Linked DNA regions of Homo sapiens: region 1 is linked to region 2. Evidence: read pairs that join two places in POLR2A ChIA-PET (ENCODE). Cell type or tissue: GM12878. All regions are shown on one strand. Region 1 overlaps DOT1L (DOT1 like histone lysine methyltransferase). Region 2 overlaps THOP1 (thimet oligopeptidase 1).

The links. ChIA-PET counts read pairs that join two places held together with the same protein. Peaks named below come from ENCODE experiments on the same cell type or tissue, not always from the same donor. Only the 100,000 strongest peaks of a DNase experiment are listed, where the experiment ranks them.
Region 1: POLR2A ChIA-PET joins it to region 2 with 5 read pairs; 2 of 35 experiments call an interaction of 5 or more read pairs at or near these places.

Annotation. Positions count from the first base shown.
Region 1 is chr19:2,187,931-2,190,430 of GRCh38, reverse strand. DOT1L (DOT1 like histone lysine methyltransferase) reads right to left here. Exons shown (of 28, transcript NM_032482.3): 4 at 636-699. Among named protein-coding and RNA genes, the nearest start is that of DOT1L, 25 kb to the right of the region's middle. In GM12878, no CTCF peak of the experiment used is centred here; no DNase peak of the experiment used is centred here; H3K4me3 peaks cover 294 bases; H3K27ac peaks cover 439 bases.
Region 2 is chr19:2,803,552-2,806,051 of GRCh38, reverse strand. THOP1 (thimet oligopeptidase 1) reads right to left here. Exons shown (of 13, transcript NM_003249.5): 6 at 876-1,036. Among named protein-coding and RNA genes, the nearest start is that of ZNF554, 15 kb to the left of the region's middle. In GM12878, no CTCF peak of the experiment used is centred here; no DNase peak of the experiment used is centred here.

The DNA.
Region 1 (2,500 bases), 620 kb after region 2:
CCACTCAGGAGGGCCAAGTGAGCCCATGCCACCCCCACCAGGGCTCCCTCCACAGCAAGACCTTCAAGAAAGAGCTCCCCTACCCCCATGCACCAGGGGCCCCCGGTGCTTTCTAGAACATGGGAAGCAGCACGTTCCCCTCCCTGCTACACCCCAGCTCACTGTGTGCCCCGTCCTCTGTGAGGAAAGCCTCACGAGACACAGCAGGACCGGGGTGCCCAAGGGTGCAGCCCAGGCCGGCATCCAGCCTGATGAAGGCAGGCGGTGTGGGGGAGGTCCAAGGGGGAAGGCCGGCATTCACACAGCCCGGGGAGGACAGGGACCCCGCCTCTGCTGGGACCTGCGGACACCAACCCAGGGCTGCAGAGGCGTGTGCAGACACCACAACCCTCAGGGCCCTGCCTCAGCACACAAACCACGGACGGCTCTGCTTTGGCACACGGCCACAGCACACAGCCCAGCCTCGGCAGCCCCCACACCACTCACCCACAGCCCATCGTCCCCCCACGCTGCACATTCCAATCCCCAGGGGCTCTAAGGGGAGCTCTGTGCCCCGAGGCGGTGACATAAGGGGTCTGGAGGGGTCCGGGAGCCTGGCACTACTAACCCCCTCTGGGCAGGGGCAAGCCACCTACCAGCTGGTGGATGCTGTCGATGGCACGGTTGTACTTGTCGCAGAGCCTCTGCATGCTCTCGAAGCTGAAAAAGGCAAGGGAAGGCCCTGGTCATGCGGGCAGGAGCCAGCCGCATGCATGGGAGGGGACAGCATGTGGATAAGGCAGGCTCCAAGGTGTGGTCCCTGCCTGGACAGCCACCAGCCAGCTGGCCAAGACCCTTCTGGCAGAAGCCTCGCTTTCCGCCCTGATGCAGGAGATTTCAGGTTTGACACACAAGCGAGGTGGCCGGCCGAGAGTCCGGTGCAGGGAAGCACTGAGCCCTGAGGCAGTCTGGACCTGCCCAGGCTCCCGCGCAAAGCCGAGGTCCACGTGTGCTGGAGGCGTGAGGAGAGAAAGAGGGCTCGAGGGGGACTGAGGCCAGCCCCCCAAGTGGGAAACCCTGGGGCCGGCCTTAGAGGGTCTTCCTTGCCCTGGCTGGGGACAGCCACCATCGCCAGAGGCAGGTGAACGGCTGGGGTCTCCCAGGGACCACCAGGCCTCTGCCCGGGCAGGTGCAGGAGGAGTGAGCACTGCAGAAAGGAAGATGCCTCACCCCCACCCACACTGCTCTGTGAGCGTGTCCTTCCAAAGCTCCAACTCATTCACACGTCAGCAGTGTGTCATGTCAGCAGTGTGTCACGTCAGCAGTGTGTCACGTCAGCAGTGTGTCATGTCAGACACGGCACAGCAGGGTCCACAGTGAGACTCAGTCCCCCCGCAGCAACTCTGCCCTCCTTGCCCTGGCCGCAAGGCAAACCCTCATTACCTAAGTGCCCACAACCCAACAGCATCGGGGCAGAGCCCACCAGAGGGCAGGGGGCACCTGTGCTCCAGGGAGTGCCCACTGTCTGTGGGGCACGTGAGCCACAAGAAACACCGGCCACGCGGCCCAGCCAGGCCTGGGCTCAGAGGGGCTTCCGGGGTGGGGGCAAGCCTGCTACGGGGTCTGCCTGGCCTAGTCTGTCCAGTCTCCACCTGGGATAACTTGCTCATCTTCCAAGTCTGTTGGACCCACTGGCAAAATGTGGACAACAGCGTCTGTCCCTCCACCTCAGAAGGTGTCCAGAGCAGAGCAAGAGACAGGAGGAGGAGGCGTACCTGTCCAGTGAACACTGTCACACACAGTGGCTCTCACCGGGGACCCCAGGAATGTGGCGAGGCAAGCAAGAGATGGAGGCAGGGACCCTGCTCGGCACCCTGCAGTGCCCAGGACGGCCCCTCCCAGAGAACAATCCGACTTCCACATCCCCAGCGCCGAGGGGGCCTGCACCTGTGCGGGTGGGGGGGGGGGGGGCGGCGGCTGGGGACTCTTTCCTCCGCCTCCGTCCTCCGCCACCTCCACGTGCACGCAAGCAGTTTCCTCCCAATGGCAACCCCAAGAGCCTGGCAGATGCTCCGAGACGTGGCTAAACAATCACACCCCTGCTCCCACCCCAGCCCCAGCCCCATGCTCTTCCTGCCCTGCCCTGGCCACCCTGAATTCACCTGGGCACTGCATGTGCCGAGGTTCACACTTCCCCTTCCTCATAGGAAAACCAGTGCTCCACAGGCCAAGTTCATGTTTTCCTTAACCAGCAGCTGCATAGGATAAAGCAAGAGAACTTAAGAGGAGCAAACACCAAGAACAAGAGCCTGCCGACAGCCCCGGGAGCACGGCCACACAGGACCTGGATCCTCCGGAGGACGAAGGACACGGGGGTGGAAGGAGCCCAGGTGGTGCAGAGGGCCAGCAGGCACCATGCGGGCCGGAGGAACCCACAGAGCCGGCCTGCTGCCTCCCGCCTTCCCCGCAGCTCCAGAGGAGCAGCCCTGGCCCTTCCTGTCTTTTCACTTCCCTTTTTTTT
Region 2 (2,500 bases):
CCCTGCCTTGCAGTGATCGGTGCCCACCTGTACCCCCATTGGTACCCACCCGTCCCCCACCCCCCGCAGTGATGGGCACCCGCCCATCCCCCCGCAGTGATGGGCACCCGCCCGTCCCCCCGCAGTGATGGGCACCCGCCCGTCCCCCCGCAGTGATGGGCACCCGCCCGTCCCCCCGCAGTGATGGGCACCCGCCCGTCCCCCCGCAGTGATGGGCACCCGCCCGTCCCCTTGCAGTGATCAGTGCCCGCCCATCCCTTTGCAGTGATCAGCGTGTATCCCCCTTTTGCCAGCCGCACAAGCACCAACTTGGTGTCGTCAGGGGACCAAGAGGCCCACTCCTAGAGCCTCTGCCTGTTCCAGATGGCGAATGGGAGACGTGCAGAGACCACCTGACCGACCACACCATGGCGCCGTGGACAGTTACATGTGTCCCTGTGGGAACGGCCGTCTGACGCCAGTCACAGCGAGATAGCCCAGTCACAACCCACCTGTGGACCCAGGCTCAGGTCCGGGCACCATCATTTAAGACAAAAGGAATGATCTGGGCTGACACACCTGAGGGGCGGCTCCAGATAAGGGAGGGACGAGACGTGTGCGCGGCCAGATGCTCAGAGCAGCAGCAGGAGGCTCAGCTTGGGAAGGATGAACTGGGCCCTGAGCTGTGGCCCCAGGGTCTGGGTGGAGCCCAGCACAGACACCTCCAGGGCACGGCAGAGCCCCACAGGGAGGCCTCTGCTGGCCACTGGGCCTGGCCAGGGAGATTGGGAGGCCATCCAAGTGCAAAGCCTGGAGGTGCCTCACACACATGGAGCAGACGGGCCCCACAAGCTCCAGACCCACTGTTCTGGGGCCCCCTGGCCGTGCCTTCTCACCTCCTTGCACCGGCAGTTGAAGGCCTCCTCCACTTTCCTCCTGGTCTCAGGCACGTGGCATTTCTTCAGGAGGGGGAAGTAATGGGGGTACTTGAGGGTGACCTTCAACTTGCCGTCCTCCATCTTCTCCAGGGAGTTCAGAAAGTCCTCGGGGAGCCCTCCTATGGGGACAGAACCAGGGTGGCTTTGACAGGACTGATGGGCCCACAGCCTGCACACAGCGTGTGAGGGAAGGGGTGGGCTTCCCCTCTGCCTGGAAAGCTACAAGGGGGCCCTCAGCGAGCAGCTGCAGCCTGGCCACCACCCGCTGCAATTCTTACATCCCCCATCTAACCCCATCAAGAAATACCCTGGCTCCCCCACAGCCTGGCCACCACCTGCCACGTTTCTCACGTCCCGCCTCTAACCCCACCAGGAAACCCCCCAGCATCCTCAGAGCAGGATCTCCTGCCCCAGAGAGGTTAAAGCTAAATCCAGCCCAACCCCCGGACATCGTGGGCTTCCAGGGCGCCGTCACCAACCTCATGTGTGAAGGGAGGAGGGTGGCGGGAAGGGTGGCCCGGCCACTGCACAAGGAAACCAGCGTTAGAGGCAGTGCCTCCCATCAAAGACAAAAACAGCAGGAGAGCTGAGCACGCTGGGCCCTGGGCGGAGAGGGAGGCCCCACGTGGAGAGGGAGGTCCTGCTTTGCTTTTCCTGAAGAACCACCCCCAGGCAGAGCCTCCCGCTCAGAGCTGAGATCTCAGCACGCAGCCCCACGGCTCAACCACTTTCAAGTGTGTCCCTCCAGAGAGACCCAATTCCTACTCCCAGAGCTTCTCACTGGAGCCCTGCTGTCCCTTCTCCACCCACAAAACCCCTGGCAGGACACAGTTCACCCCGCTGCCCGGCAGCCACACCCTCCCACCTGGCCCCTGCCCGACAGCCTCAAGAGAAGTGGGGGCGGCAGCATCCCGGACTGAAACCCTCTGGGGTTCCTACCTCATGGCTCGGGAGACGCCAGGGCCACCGTGCCTCAGGCTTGCAGCTTCAATGCAAAGACTGGTTCACCTCAACCCCAGGGCGGTCAGAGTGGAAAGAATGATCGGGAGCTCACTCCGACCCCAGGGGAGTCAGGGTGGAAAGAATGATCCGGAGCTCACACGGACCCCAGAGCAGTAGGGGTAGAAAGAACGATCGGGAGCTCACGCCGACCCCAGGGCGGTCAGGGTGGAAAGAATGATTGGGAGCTCACCCCGACCCCAGGGCAGTAGGGGTGGAAAGAATGATCGGGAGCTCACGGGGACCCCAGGGAGGCAAGGGTGGAAAGAATGATCCGGTTGGGGGGCCAGAGGCAGATGGGGGAAATTTTGGGAGGCCAGCCCGTGGGTGTGGGTGGTGATGAGGGAGCTGAGAGTCCTGTGGCCGGCAGAGCCCCCGCCTTCCCGTTTGTACCCCAGCACCAGCGTGGGCCTGGCAATTGTCTGCCGAGTGACTGCAGCATGAGGGGGAGGCCTCCCGGGACCTGCACATCGTCCTTTCCAAGGACCACGGGCCTTCAAACAGCAGCTCTCCATCTCGACAGTGTGTCACCCAGGAGTGACGGCTGGCGGTCGGAGACGGGAGTTAAAGGACAGCAAGGGAGA